Linked DNA regions of Mus musculus: region 1 is linked to region 2. A link is a loop called in an ENCODE intact Hi-C map of the cell type or tissue named here. Cell type or tissue: left cerebral cortex. All regions are shown on one strand.

Region 1 (8,000 bases), 80 kb before region 2:
CTCACCTGAGGTCGTCTTCATTGTAAATATCAGGCATGAGTTCATCTCCAGTGTGAGTTTACAGTTAATACTGCTTAGAGCAGAAAACCAGACTTCTCCCCCTCCCCTTCTTTTTCTCTTCTTCTTTTTCTTCTTTTTCCTCCTCCTCCTCCTCCTCTTCCTCACAGCTTACATCAGCCAGAGTGTGGCTAATATTCCAAAGAGCTTTTCCTTTGTAAGCTGACTGTTGTTTCTGTAGGGAAAGATTTTATGAGTCGGTGGGCTCAGAGTTCTAGGCCAGTATATCAGAGCAAACACCATGTAACCCCTCTTGCTGGGCCCTGTGAGTAGGAAGAAAAACAGTGTGGGAAGGAAGAGGAGGAAAAGGAATTCTGGGAGACCACATGAGATGGGTTTGAATCTGTTCCATCGCCTCTTAGCTATGCAATTTTTAGAAAATAACCTGCCAGATTGCACTCTCTGGGTCAGTCCCACAGTGACCTAGTGAGATGGACAGATGGAAATAGAGGCCTGGTTTGCAGATGAGTGGTGACTGCTTATTTCTGTCCTCTGATTCCTCCTGTCTCGGGTTCTCAGTGTGACCTCAGGAGGGATGGAAATGTGTTCAAACTGCTCCTCTTTGCCCCCATCATCCTCTCTTTACCACCAGATTCTGTTCAGATCTAAGCTGGCCGCAGAGCAAGGATTGTGATTCATCTCATTTTAGGGAAACAGATGCAGGCTTGTTTGTAATTGATTCTATCTAGAATGTATCCAGAATTGGTAGAATTTCCATGAGTCAAAACCAAAGTCGGTCCGAGGGGAGGATGTAGCCCAGTGGTAGAGTGCATGCCTAGCATGGAGGGACCCTAGGTTTAGTCCCCAGTGGCTACCCTTCCCCACACCGACCTCAGACCCTGCAGGAAATGCTTGGGCAACTGTGAATGGAGGTGGGCTGCCTCTGTTCTTCCCTCCTGGGTTTGTTCCCATACTTTAAAGTCCAAGTGCGTAGGGACTCTGGAAAAGAGCCACAAAGCAACCCTCGATTTTCTGTTTTGTGTGGGTATGTAGCCTCTCTTAAACTGAGTTTTCTTCCTTTTGAACTTGTAAAATGACAGGTCACTAAAGACCTGTATATATATCATGCACTTAACTTTTTACATAAATTGCTTATATTGGACTAGTTTAAGTTTACAGTTCTGTTCCCATTATGCCTGCTACCCCAGTGTTACTGTCTGGCTTTATCACCCCACATTTGTCATAGGCGAAACACCAGTGTCATTATCATTAATTCCACACTGGATTTAGCTCTTCCATTTGTCCAGAGTTCCCATCTTGCCTTCTACTTCCTGCCCAAGAGACACCTTAGCACAAGAGTTCTCCTGGCTCCTTAGTGTCCTCAGGTTGGGAAGGGCTCTGTTTTTCCTTGGTTTCTGTGACTTTCTGTTTGCCAAATGTACTTGGGAGTGGACGGGTCTAGAGCTGGGGGTCCATACAGCAGGCCCCCTCCTGATACATCTGTACCCCTCCACAACCACACCCAGTCCTAACCCCTGCTCTCACTGACCCTGTCTTTCTCTTCTTTGCAGCTGTGAAGAAACCTGCCCCCGCACCCCCCAAACCAGGAAACCTACCTCCTGGCCACCCTGGAGGACAGAGCTCTCCTGGCACAGGCACATCCCCAAAGCCAAGCGCCCGAAGCCCATCACCGCCTCAGCAGCAGCAGCAGCAGCAACAACAGCAGCAACAACAGCAGCAGCAGCAGACCCCAGGCATGCGCCGCTGCTCCAGCAGCCTGCCTCCCATCCAGGCACCCAGCCACCCACCACCACAGCCCCCCACACAGCCTCGGTTGGGTGAACAGGGACCAGAGCCAGGCCCCACGCCACCTCAAACCCCCACACCACCTAGCACCCCACCCCTGGCCAAGCAGAATCCATCGCAAAGTGAGACCACACAGCTGCACGGAACCCTCCCAAGACCACGGCCAGTGCCCAAGCCCCGCAACCGGCCTAGCGTGCCACCACCCCCACATCCACCTGGCACCCACACGGTGGATGGTGGCCTTACATCCTCAGTGCCCACAGCCTCCAGAATCGTCACTGGTGAGTAGCAAGTGCTCTAGTGTTCGCTTGGGCCTCCCTTGAGGGCAGTCAACACCAAGCCAGATCAGGCATGTACATGCTGGGAGCACAGCCACACTTGCTCCCTTTGAGCCGTTTGTGGCTGCTTTTATATCAAGACAGCAAAGATGAATACCCTGGCACAGATCATAAAGCCTGTAGTAGTCTTCTAGGTGTAAGACTATCTTCATTTACATTCTGTAGAGTCAGATGCCTTTAAGTCCAGGTGGAAGGTATGGTACAGCATGGACAGGGAGTTCTTCTCAAAAGCTGGGCATAGTGGCCAATACCTGGGGACAGGAGCCTTATCCACAAAGCAAGTTCCAGGCCACGCTGGACTTATTTTAAAAGTAAAAAATGCACATACTAAGTGCAGAATTTCAGAAAACACCATCTGTGCTAACTCGAATGCTCTGCGAAGGCAGATCTTCTGAGCAGATCATATCACTGTGCTAGCCTCACATGGCTTAGGGGGAGCGAGCGGAGATTTTCCCATCATTCCCATGGATCTGCCCTAGGCATGAGGTTGATTGTACATTGTAGAGCTGCCTTGTGGGATATTTTAATAGATAGTCCTATAAAGCATGATCATATAATTTAATCAAAGGAAGAATGTTTCTACCTGGGTACTAGACTTTCTATTAAGTTTGAAAAATAATGGGTTCTTTAGTGTTTTTAATGGTCATCTGGGCTATGCATCATTTCTTATCAGCAGCTTGCTTTTAATTACTGCAACCTTGCTGTGGGTTGTCCTATATGGGAGCATGCTAGTAGAAGCCACTGAGCTGTTCCTCTGGCTCTCCAGCCCTCACAAGTGACTTCTCAGCAGATGATAACCCAATGCTAAACCCAAAGTAATAAGTTAACTAACTACAAAATGATTTTTTTCCAGGACTATAGTGCATAGTTTAACGTATGTTACCCGTAATTAATAACTGTTTCTATGACAGCAGGCTGTTTATTTGAATAGCACAAAGCCACATTGGTTTCTTTGCTGTGTGTTTCCCACTAGATGCCCTTCCCGGTGCCCTCACAGGTGGGGAAGGTTTCCAGAACTAAGGTCTGTAACTCCAGCAGCTTGACCTGCAGCTGCAAGTGCCCCTGCTTAGCCATGTCCTGTGTGTGCTTTTGACTTTGTGCTCAGAATGGCCATCAGTCAGCCATCCATCCTGCAGCGTATAGCTGTGCCTTTTGTCCCATCAGTCAGCCATCCATCCTACAGCGTATAGCTGTGCCTTTTGTCCCATCAGAAGAATGTTGAGCTTTGGATTTGCTCCAAATCTAAGACATGGCTGTCACAGGATGAGCTCTCAGTGTGGAGCCCTCAGATAAGATGCTGTATTGTTCCATTTTTTCTTTGGGTAAACCCCTCCCAGTGTTCCACTCTCCTCAGTACATTTGCCTGTCACTGGCTCATCAGTATCCTGGTCTCAGAAGAGGACCAGGGCACCAGCAACACAGAAAATTAGGCATCCCTGTGTTTTGTGCTTTAATTTTTAATTTTGTATCCTAAGTGCAAGGTAACTGCATGGAGCTTCTTAATTGATGTCTAAAGCTCTCAGCCCCTCCAAACTTCCCAGATAATCCTCCCCTGAGGTCCCTTTATGCCCTTTGCATCCAGCATGCTTACATTTTGCTTTCCTAAGCTGTATGAGCTTTTAAAAGACACATGGAGGCTCACCTGAACATACATTTGGGCATTTATTGGGCAGCAAAAGGCTCCCATGGGGTACAGTTGCTTTATTCAGTGCCCTTGGCCTTCTATAAGATATATAGTGTAAGTGTTCACAGCTTAGTTCAAGCTTGAAATGGTGGAGGACACAGACATTCATCCGCTTTCCTCAGGACCTGGTAGTTAATCCGTTAGTTGAGTGACTAAACCTTAGGTAAGGCTGAGCCTTTTAACACTTTAATACTTAGGACACCAAAATTTTCCTCAGTTCTTTTATCTAGATTAGAGAACTCTGCAAACCAGAAATACTCCTGTTTTGTAATACCATGGACACCCACACCCATAGTATTGCCATACATGTGTGTTTATTGCCAAAAGATTGTCTTAATTGATTTATCAGTCACTATACTTTATAGTGAGGTGAAATTTTACATTTAAAAATTATCTAAGGTGTCACCTGGTTTTTTAAATCTTTGCTAAAAATTTTCTTAGCCCAAGAAATCCAGGGTCCCTGTAATTTCCTTTATATTGTAGCATTAACCTGAAGTATCTTAAGGCCCCCAGCCTACACACACTTGGAAATGTATAGAAGGCCAGCATGTGGAATTTAGGAACCTCCTAGCATGGATCCTGCTGTTAGTGGCTCTTCTTAGATAGAGTCCTCGGATTTTCAGATAAAGTAGGCAGCACAGCCGTTTATTGTGGCTCTAACTTGGGAAACTTTGGAAAGATTCCTGAAAACAGCTCACCATTTGCATCATTTAACTTAAAGCTTCAGGCGTTAGGAATGAGTGAACACTTGTGGGCAGGGCACACTGCCAAGCTGACTTGGTAGCTCGCTCCCCTCTTCCAAGCTCAGTCTCAGAGCTCTGGAGAAGAGGAATTCTGGACCATCCTAAATGTCAGGCTCTCATTGTAACTGTAGAGCAGTAGAAGTTTAGCAAAGAGTATTCTAATTTAAACATTTTATTAAATGATTTAGATGTATGACCTGCCATATTCAGTAAGAACTGAAATTGGAATGATTAATGGTAAGGAAAAGGCAACTGATTGGCCAAAGCATTTTTGCTACTTTATGATCGTATTTGTGTACTAATGGCTGCCACTAACCAAGTCACCCTAACCTTGCCTGCCCGCACCCCTACTAATAGTGCATGTACTAAGGAGAGCTCGCTGTGTCCATGCCTGCTCCTCATTGCTCACGGACTTTAACAGGTGGTCACTGGGCTGGCCTTGGTACTCCTTCATTTGCATTCCTTCCTCTTCTAGCAGGCTTGAGATGTAGTAGACAGGGCATGTGCTATAGCATGGGGAAGGCACAACCTGGTTGATGTGTCAAGGGCCCACATTAGGCACAACGAGTAAAGGGATTAAATCAGATGAAATAAGAAAGGCTCTAACGGCCCATAATAGCAGGGGGTGAGCGAACGACAGTTATCTGTTACCATGTTACATGCCAAACTAGGCCTTGTAGGACCCAGAGAGAGACAAGAGGTCACAGGCACCACTTAGGTATTCAGATCTTTATTTTCTAGTTGCAGAAGTCTGCTTCTAGCCTGCCTTTAAAGGCTGTCTCGCCCTGTTTTCTGAAGGCAGGGAAGTACGAGATCTCACTTGCCCTGTGTGACTTTTATCCCAGCATTAGGCTTTTCCGTTGCATTCAGTGCCATCACCCACATAGGAATATAGACCCACTGTTTCATCAGGTACCTGTGCTGTTACTACTTGTAGCTGGACATTTACTGGGTTTCTGCTTCTAATTGCAGTTTCATATGTAGATGGCATATTCATCGGAAGTCAGACATTCAGTGAGATTGAATCCTGTCTTTTTTAGCTAGAGCAGTGGTTCTCAACCTGTGAATTGCAGCACCAAAAAAAATCAAAAAACCCCACAAATTTTTACATCACAGTTGATAGTAGTAGCAGAATTACAGTTATGAAGTAGCAATGAAAATAATTTTATGGTTGAGGGTCACCACAAGTGAAGGACTGTATTAAAGGGTCCCAGTAGTAGGAAGGTTGAGAACCGCTGGTCACTCTGTTGTTCACAGACCAGACTTGCTAAGGGATCCGGGGCTTTCAGACCTGAGAGAGGCTGGGTGGGTGACAGTGATGTTCAGGGCTTTACTTTGCATTGGGTTGCTTTCCAGGGTGTGTTTAGATTTGGTGCTTATATAAGTTGACATCAAAATAGCATTTTTGAAGAAAAGTGTTGCAACCTGAAGCATATAATCAAAATTATTGGAGTGAAAATTCTTCTAAGCCCATACCTTAAACTCTATAGAGTGCCAGTCCTGCCCCTTGGAGGCCTGTTCCAAAAAAGAATGTTCCATTTGTCAGGATCCCAGGTCCATCTCACTGTCCTCCCTGTGTCTGAGGCCAAGCAAGGCCTGTTACCTGATGCTCTTTTCTGCGCTTCTTGTTATCATCTTTAAATTATCTTTAATACGAACTTCTTGGAGATGTGTAGAATCATTAAAAGAGGAAAAAAGAAGGCTTGAGTGACACTTTTCTTATTGCCGTGAACCAGGTGTTCACGACTTCAGCCATTATCTCCTCAGACAGTGTCTTCTCCTTTGGGAGCTCACAGAGGATGCACATGGTCCTCTGGGAGGTGGGAAACACAGTGCAGTCCAGAGAGTCCAGACATGTCTTTGCTTTGTGTATGACCTGTGCTGGCATGTCACCTTGATATAGTGGTGCCCCTGATCTCCACGGTAGAGCTAATGCTGGTATAGTGTGTACAGCAGCTCACTGACATGGTCTGACAGTCGCTGTGGAATGCATGTGTCTTCATTTTGCAGTAGATGCATAGCTGTCCTTCCAGAAGTTGACCCTGCACACAGTGCAGCCTATCTTTCCATCTTACCACTCTGCACACGCTCCATTGTTTGCTGTCACAAAACAGTTTCTTACTCTTAGGAGAATAAGAGAGACTGGGGAGGACAGATTGGACAGACAGGAGGCAGAGGAGAGCCATGTCCCTTTTACCTCACCACATTGGTTTTGTCCTAAATGTATTATTGTTTTCATCATAAGTAGAGAATTTCAGAAAAGTACAAATTAAGAAATGATATATATTCGAGGCAGTGGTGACACATTTAATCCCAGCACTTGGGAGGCAGAAGCAGGCGGATCTGAGTTCAAGGCCAGCCTGGTCTACAGAGCAAGTTCCAGAATACCCAGGGCTACACAGAGAAGCCCTATCTTTAAAAAAAAGAAATTAATTAAAAAAAATGTATCTAGATTGATTTAGGAAAAGAAGAGCCAATTTGTCCTCTGTGACAGCTGGCACACAAGCAGAGATGTCAACAAGTAGACATCTGGTTACTAGGCATTTTCACTCAGCATGTTCATGTCTGTCCCTTAGTCCTTGTGAACTCCCTGGGCTAGCAGTGGCATCTGTGGTAGGTAGGGTTATAGGGGCAGAGACTGAGTCTGCGATGATTTTCTTGTTCATTGCTGCCTTGAGTCATGGCCACCTCTCTGCCTGAGGCTATGAAAAGGGAGGGTTGGCAAGGTGTTTGCACTAGCCCACTGTTTATCTGTCCATCTACTACCCAGCTTTATAGGGTCTGCTTTGTGCCAGTCATGGCTGTAAGCACTGAACAAGACAGATATGCCCTTGCCCTGTGTGAGCCACAAGTCTGAGATGTCCTTAGTTCTGTGTATACAGACTGCTTTTGATTGTCTGTGAACTTGGACCCTTTAACTCCTTGGCACCTCCATAATCTAAAAATTTCCCCTAGTTAGGGTACAAGGACAAGTTTCTTGACCTAGGAAAAGGTAAACTTACAGCTCAGAACTATACGGAGAGAGACCAGGAGGGGCTCTGAGGAAGGGGAAGAAACCAGTCTCCTGGCTTACCTATGGGTTTCCACAAGGCTCGTCTGTCTCGTTTACTAGTGTATCCTCAGCAGCAGAGCAGCAGTGAGCATGTGGTAGTCTAGAAGAGAATGTGGTGAATGAGGAGGGGCTTGTGAGCATGGAGGGGAGGGGCTTAAGGCCTGTATATTTTCCATCGTACTGAAGGAATTTTCAATCAACCCACGAAGACATAGATTTCAGTGTATTAGTGTTAGAAAAATAGTATTTAGAGATTTGGGGTCTACTGAAGTTGTTCACAAGAGGTGAATGTATCCCACGGGGGACACTTAACAGTGCCTGGAGACATTTCAGGTTGTCTCTCTGGAGGTCAGTATGCTGTATGCCACCAGCATTTTGTT
Region 2 (8,000 bases):
TGTTTTTGCTGAATGCTTGGTATGGGGTTGAGTCGGCATGGGGCCAGCTGCATGACCCTCATAGCTGGGGTCTGTGGCCAGTGTTCAATTAAACCTTGTAGTTAGGATGTCACCTGCTGTCAATCTATGCCTAAACCCATCCATTAAGTCAGAGCCTTGGAATGTCATCTTCCGTTAGTGGCTAGACCTAGAGCTGGGGACCAGGTCTTCAACACACAAGCCACTTCACATCCACACTGGAATAGCCTCGTGTTACTGCAGCACCGGGTTTGGCCCTAGCATGCCCACCCAAAGCTCACGGAGGGAATGGCCTATGGTGAGTACAGGGCATAGTTTTAAATGAAGCTTCTGCCATCTTTCTCTAGAAGGACAGAGTGACTCCATCCTCGGCCTAGGAAGGATGGACACAATATCCTAGGATGTCATTGTCCCTCCACTTTGATTCTGGCTCCTGTGATTCAGCTGGTGTGTGACCTGGATAGGTTGTTTTTGCCTCCTCAACCTTGATGCACATCTGTAAGAGATGCACATCTGTAAGAAAAAGGAGGCAGGAAGACATATGGGGCTGAAGGTGCAAGAGAACACAAGCCAAGTGCCGAGCTTTGCTCTGTGAGAAACAAAGATGCTTTCTGCTTAACCGTTTTCAGGACAGCTGGTGTTGCTGGCTCATAACCAGGCTCCACTCCTGAACTTCTCAGGTACATTCACTGACAGTTCAAAACACCTAGCTCCAGCACTATCACCACATCCCATAGGAAGCTGTGTTAAGGTCGAGAAGGCAGATATGGGACCCTCAACGGTGCTTTGGGAAGCATCACTTGCCTGTGTGGCGCCTGTTGACACCACAGCCACACACAGTCTGTGCCTTTTCTACCCTTGGCTGGAAGAAGAATTGGCTTGTTGCAAATACTCATAGGTCACGAGTTATACCATGTCCCCTCTGCTGCTGGTTTTGTGTGTTTGGTTTGAGACACAGTCTCGTTAAGCTGCCCAGGTAGAACTTGCAGTGCTGCCTAAGCTGGCTTTGAATGTGTCCCCCTCCTGGCTTTAGCCTCCTGATGAAAAGTGCCCAGTAACATACCAGGGCCAGCGCCCTCTGAATGCTGCAGTGCTCGCTACTATAACAACCTTCATCTCATAACAAGCAGTGAGAAGTGTGCCCTCTCCTTGGCTCTCCCTTTGCTGACAGTGGAAGGCGGGGCCAGCTTGGCTTCCTTCTGTTTCTACAAACTACTGCTTCCTGAAAATGCCAAGCAGAGGTCAGTCACCAGCCTTTGGCTAACCCTGCCTCGACTACCTCAAGGAGGTGCCCACTCCCCAAATCATTACTGAAATCCTTTACTGTGTGATAACTTCTTTGCTGGAATGTGTCTCAAATGGCACCCTGCTCTCTGCAGGAGGACCTGGACAGGGCCACGTGGGTGAGGTTACTTTCCCACAGGCTCGCTCCATCTCATTAATTGTACACAAAAGTGTACAGGTCTACTTTTGAACAGCATAAAAAGTTAATACGTATCTAAGGGGAAAGAGCCTCTGAGTTTAGCAGTTTTCTCTTTCAAAAAAAAAAAAAAAGTTTTCGAAGAAACAAGCAAAACATTGTTTTGCCCACGGATGACCGGGCATTGCATGGGGGGGGTGGGTGTCTTTATTAGTTAGCACAGGCAATCGAGCGCCTCAGTTCAAAGTAGTTGGAAGCAGATAGGTTGGCTCACGTGGCTCTGGATCCACACCTTAGGGTCTGACCTACTCCAGCCACTCAGTGTGGCGTCTCAGATAGACTTCGTCTTGTCTTTACTCTCTAACAAACATTTTTTCCATTAGGATCTTGAAAAACTCAGCTGATGTCCTCAAGGGTTCAAGGTTAGGGGGAAACAGATTCTTTAACAGATTTGACAAGCCTTGACTTCCTCGGCTAGTCTCTCTTTGGTTCCCATTTGGTCACGTGCTCAACTAGGGAGGGACAGAGTGAGTTTGTCCATGCATCCACTTGTTTCTGGAAGGAAACTGGTTTGGAGTTTCTAGAAAGGAGCAGATGTGCTGGACAGACAAGTCCACAGACCCACCACCTCTTGTAGCTGTCTTGGATAAGGATTAACTGGGAAGCGCATGGTCTGATGTGACTCGGACCTGCTCCCTGTGTGTCTCCATGCAATCCCTAGCATCTTGGATCCTATCTGAGGCAGGGATGCAATTTATCCTTTTCAACTTACCTTGACCCCTTTCCAATTACACAACCCTGCCCTGAGACCAAATTGCACCTAGTAGCCCTGCAGGTGTGCCACAGTCTCACTGTTCGTGAGAGCTTTCCCCAGTGGAATGTACTCACGCTTGGTGTGGACCTTGGGAACCAAGGCTGTACAGCACCCCAGTGACTGCCTCTCCCCTGGATGTGACAGGAGAGTGACAGTGTAATACGTTGGTCCCAGTAGATGAAGCAAACCCATGTGAATCCCCAAGGAGAGCGAGTAAGGCACCCCTGGATCACTTACAGTGGCAATCAGAGACAGACTGCAGCAGCCCAGTTCTGTGTGCTTGACCTCCTTCTCTTGAAGGCTTCAATGCCGCCCCAAGCTTGTAGTTCTCTGGCCTATCGTGGCAGCATCCTCTGATCTCATCCCAAACCTTGCAAATCAAGCTCTATATTTGAACAAAACCCCTGAGGGCAGTGGTTCTCAACCTCCCTAATGCTGTGATCTTTTTAATACGGTTCCTCATGTTGTGGTGACCCCAACCATAAGATGATTTGTTTGTTCGTTTATTTTATGTATGTGAGTATACTTTGCTCTCTTCAGACACACCAGACGAGGGCATCAGATCCATTACAGATGATTGTGAGCCACCATGTGGTTGTTGGGAATTGAGCTCAGGACCTCTGGAAGAGCAGTCAGTGTTCTTAACCACTGAGCCATCTCTCCAGCCCCATAACATTATTATTTTTTTTTTTTTGCTACTTCATAACTAAAATTTTGCTACTGTTATGAGTCATGTTTTTGGATAAATCTGTTTTTCAGTGGTCTCAGATGACCCCTGGAAAGAGTCGTTTAACCCCCTTGCAAAGGGGTCATGACCCACAGGTTGAGAACAGCTGCTCTAGTTTTGTCCATGGACATTAAAGTTTGAGAAGAGATGTTTGCAGATGCTCACGGCGGGTGGTCACATTGGCAGTGAGGAGATGACCAGAGATGTGAGGCCTCTGTGCTCTCCAGGCAGGAGATTTATAAGAGAGTCATCAGTGAAGTAACTGGCTGGTATAAATTTGGGGTTTTAAATTTGAAGTAGGATTACGTGGGAAAGCCAGCTGAGCCCTCTTCTAACCGAGGTTGGTAAAGTGGGTTTTTTATGGGTTTTGTTTTGGTTTAGTTTGTTTCTGTGCGCCCCCCTGTGGCTGCCTTCTCCACTTACACGTAAGGCGATTCCCAGCGATTCTTTAGTCATGGGCGAGCACAACTCGCACCGTGATCCATCCGCACTCAGGCGAGCACAACTCGCACCGTGATCCATCCGCACTCACAAGCACACACATGCACACATATCAAGCAGTTGATACCTAGTTTCAAGGTAAAACCAATAAAAATGAAAAACAAGACCAGCAAGATGTCTCAGTAAAGGCTCCTGCCACCAAGCCTGGTGACCTGAGTTTGATCCTTCACCTTACATAGGAGACTGATTTCCTCAAGCTGTCCCAACTCACAGACACAATCAATCAATCGATAAATAGAAAATAAATATAGATCATAAATTAAATAGGTTAATTAATTAAAGGGCCAAATGAAATAATAGATAAATGATGTTATGGAAGCTGACAACCATACACACTGAAAAATACAAGCCTGGAGGACCCATGTACCTACAAAACACAAAATAACAGCCATTGTCCTGTCTAGGTCTGGGAATAGGGAAAGCTTGAAACTTTAGGGGAAAACCTTAATTCTTAATTCTTTGTGGGGTGGGGTTATTCTTTTAATTTGGCAATGATTATACAATGCCTTTTTCCCCCCTACCTGCTTTTTGGAGTATCAATAAAAGACTGGAACAAGAAAAAGGTGGGAGAGCATGAGGAGAGCGAGTGAGGTGTGCATGAGGTTGAATGGAGAGTGGGTGGAGAGAGTGTGACTGAGAGTGTGAGAAGTGTGTGTATGCCTGTGAGTAAAGGAGAGTGCATGCAGTGTGTGTGAGGTATGTTTGGAGTGTGTGTGTGTGTGTGTGTGTGTGTGTGTGTGTGTGTGTATGTGAGAGAGAGAGAGAGAAATGCACAGAGGTGTGTAGGAGTTCAAGAAAAGAAAGGCTCACAGGAGAAAAGCAAGTGCGCAGGAGAATGCAGAGTGTGTGCAGCCTCAAGCTGCGAGCGAGCGAGTGAGAAAGAGACCAAAAGAGAGAGAGAAAGAGAGAGAGAGAGAGAGAGAGAGAGAGAGAGAGAGAGAGAGAGAGAGAAACTTTAAGCCTTGAAAACTTGCCTGTCAGTTTGTACCTGAAAAGTAGACTGTGTCTGTGTATCATGTACCTTCCAGCTATCCCTGATCCCAGTTGAGAATTCCAATCCTGTGTCGAAGACAGGTATGTGTATCTAAGTGTATATGTGTGTGTTCATGTGCCCATGTGCACTGTGTGACACAGTTTTGGCCTTCTGCCAACTCTGTGTAGCTAGCATCTCTTTGTGGGCTATGACAATAACAGTTCACTCAGGTTATTATTTCTCAGGGACTTGAAGATCACTCTTGTCAAAGCCACTGACCTTTGACTTGGGCCTTCTGATGGTGACATTTTTTAACTTCCCAGGTCCCAAAATTCTATCCTTGGGATAGGCTGACACTGCTAGTTCCTAAACAGAAATTCTGTGAAGCTCTGTGGTGGGCCCTGCATTCAGAAGGCATGGGCAGCTTTGCCTGGAAACCTTCAGGCACCAGCTTCTGTCTCCTATATACACTGAGGGCTTATTCTGGGGAGATGCACTGGAGAGTGGGGGCTCCTGCTTCCACACTTGGCCTATTGGCCAACAAATGCTTGCAAAACCTGTTTGAGCTACTGGAATACTGCATAGTAGGCAAAATTAGCTGGCTCAAGTGACATTATTACTGGGGGAGGGGCATTGTCTTCCTCTTTGTAAGGACCACTGGTTACACTAGGGGCAATGAAGCAAACACAGCCATGTTTCTACCTGAGAACAGAACTTTATTTATTTCATTTATTGATTAAAGAACTTTTATGTTATGTGTCAAACATGTGCAGGCATGCATGTTGGGTCATGTGAGGTGCCCTCCCGTACAGGGCAGAGTTTCTCTATTTCTTCTTCTTTTTTATAATTTACATTTAATTTTATATGCATTGATGTTTTGCCTGCATGTGTGTCTGTGTGAGCGTGTCGGATCCCCTGGCACTGGAGTTACAGAGAAGTGTGAGCTGTCATCTGGGTGCTGGGAATTGAACCTGTCTCCTCCAGAAAAGCAGCCAAGGCAGTGCTCTTAACCACTGAGCCATCTTTCCAGCCCTGAGGGTTTCTCACCCAACCTGGAATTTGATGTTTTCAGCCAGGCTGGTGGTCACTGAGTCCAGTGAGCCTCCTGTCTCCACGCCCTGTAGCCCTGGGGTTACAGTTGCATGTGGCCATGCCTGGCTGTGTTTACACGGGGGCTGGGGGTTTGAACTCAGATCCTCATGTTTGCACTGCAAGCTCTGGTTCTCCCTTTGCCATGTCCCCCTCCTCAGACAGAACTTTTTTACAAGAAAAACAAAGCCTGTGAACAAGGATGCCTTAGTTAGGGTTCTCCTGCTGTGAGCAGACACCACGACCAAAGCAACTCTTATAAGGACAGCATGTAATTGGGCATATTCAAACCACCGCAAAGGTTGAGTCGTGGTTCGGTGATAGAGAACAGCATGTACAAGGAAGGCCCTGAGCACCATCGCATACATCACAATGTGGTGCCTCCATTGCTGTTGTGGGTGCTGGGATGTGGGGAGAAGGATATGTCCACACTTCTCTTGGACAGTTGATACTTCACAGAAACCCTGTCCTTGACAGCCCCAGAGGGGAAGCCCTGCAATGCCAACACAGTGAACACAGCATATTCTAGACGGTCAGAGAGGTTACTACCAGGGCATAAAAAAGAACGAGGTTTTCATCCACACTGCATCCTGGAAGAACTTCAAAACTATACAGGCAGACCCAGCAGCCTACAGATTGACCAACTCCAGTTATAGAAAGATCCAGAACAGACAGGTGGAGTGAGTCACTCCTGACAGCACTCAGGAGGCAGAGGCAGGAAAACCAAGAATTACAACCCAGGGCTAGAGAGATGGCTCAGTGGTTAAGAGCACTGACTGCTCTTCCAGAGGTCCTGAGTTCAATTCCCAGCAACCACATAGTGGTTAGCAACCATCTGTAATGTGATCTGATGCCTTATTCTGGTGTGTCTGAAGAGAGCAATGGTGGTGTACTCACATACATTAAATCAATCAATCAATCAATCTTTAACTGAGCAGTGGTGGCACACACCTTTAATCCCAGCACTTGGGAGGCAGAGGCAGGTGGATTTCTGAGTTTGAGGCCAGCCTGGTTTACAGAGTGAGTTCCAGGACAGCCAGGACTACACAGAGAAACCCTGTCTCGAAAAAACAAAAAACAAAAAAAATCCAAAAAAACCCCAAAAAGAATTAGAACCCAGCCCAGGATACATAGTGACACGTTGTCTGTTGGGGTGGCTCAATGCTAGAGCACTTCCTAGGCTGCATGCTCAGGACCTGGTGAGGTAGGGTTCTACTCCAGCCCAAGACCCAGTCAACTGGTTGCCCAGAGCGGGGAAGGGCAGTTTGTGGAGCAAATGGGGGAGATCTAGCAAACAGTGGTGAGCCAGGTGTGAGCTTGTCAGTGGGGCCCGCTGGACACTGAGCACGCTCGATGCTTTGGTTTTACAGAGCCGGCAGTCTACTAGGAACCTGGCACCCCTAGCACCCCTGAGCACAACCAGCCGCCTCTGACCCAGGAGTCAATTATGGAGTGGGAACTCTGTCAATGGAATGGTTAGGCTCTTTCTAATAAAAAGCTTCTTGGAGAAGGGCACTAGCTTTGTTTGTTTGTTTGTTTGTTTGTTTGTTTGTTTTTGAAACAGGGTTTCTCTGTGCAGCCTTGGTGGTCCTGGAACTCATTCTGTAGATCAGGTTGGCCTCAAAGTCACAGAGACCCAACTGTCTCTGCCTCCCAAGTGATGGGGTTAAAGGCGTGCAGCACCACTGCCCTGCTGGGCTGCTGCTTCTTCTTTTTCCTTCTCTTTTTCCTTCCCTTCCCCTCCCCATCCCTTTCCCTCCCCCCTCTCTCTCTCCTTCCTTCTCCTCCTTCCCCTTCTCTTCAATCTTTTTGTAAGCTTGTATTTATTTTTTTGTTCTCTCTCTCTCTCTCTCTCTCTCTCTCTCTCTCTCTCTCTCTCTCTCTGTATGGGGTGGGGTGGGGGCGTGCCTTCGTGTTTGACTTTGAGGAACCTGCTCATGTGTTTGTAGAGGCTGGCAAGTGTAAAATGTGCCGGTGGACTATGGGCTGACTGGAGATTCTGAAAAAGCTGTTAGCCATTCCTTCCCTGGCTATCTACTACCGAGGTCCCCAGCGCTGAGGTAGCTCGCTGTTTTGTTCGGTGAATCTCTGATTTTGTGTGACCCCCCACCTACATTATGGAGCAGAGCCTTCAGTTTGTTCATCAGACCCAATCAGAGCCTCATAGAAACATGCAGAACAATAGTAATTATATACTTGCAATGCCATCGTTCAATCGACCTGAAATATAAAATTAGCCTTGGAAGAGTCTATCTCATTGATGTTGAAACTCCTCTTCCTTAGCAGGAAGCTTCTTGTTTCCACCTCCTCCCCGTGACTTCCGCCTTTCAGAACTCCCCTTTGGCTATCCCCACCTGAGGTCCCTCTACTCCTCTTGGTGTGTATTCCGAATGGTCTAGCTGCTTTTTTCAAGGGCACACATGCGCAGTGGTGCAGTTCCTGGCCCCCATCTCATTCC

Evidence for each region. Hi-C counts contacts between places; a loop is a spot of excess contacts. Peaks named below come from ENCODE experiments on the same cell type or tissue, not always from the same donor. Only the 100,000 strongest peaks of a DNase experiment are listed, where the experiment ranks them.
Region 1: a loop joins it to region 2, with 2.1 times the contacts of the local background. A loop is called at or near these places in 6 of 42 quality-filtered maps.

What each region holds. Positions count from the first base shown.
Region 1 is chr7:123,280,582-123,288,581 of GRCm38, reverse strand. Arhgap17 (Rho GTPase activating protein 17) reads left to right here. Exons shown (of 20, transcript NM_144529.2): 19 at 1,569-2,084. Among named protein-coding and RNA genes, the nearest start is that of Slc5a11, 70 kb to the right of the region's middle. In left cerebral cortex, no CTCF peak of the experiment used is centred here; DNase peaks (open chromatin) are centred at 701, 927, 2,443 and 4,547; H3K27ac peaks cover 1,194 bases.
Region 2 is chr7:123,200,864-123,208,863 of GRCm38, reverse strand. No RefSeq gene overlaps it. Among named protein-coding and RNA genes, the nearest start is that of Slc5a11, 10 kb to the left of the region's middle. In left cerebral cortex, a CTCF peak has its summit at 3,388 (motif pointing left); a DNase peak (open chromatin) is centred at 3,373.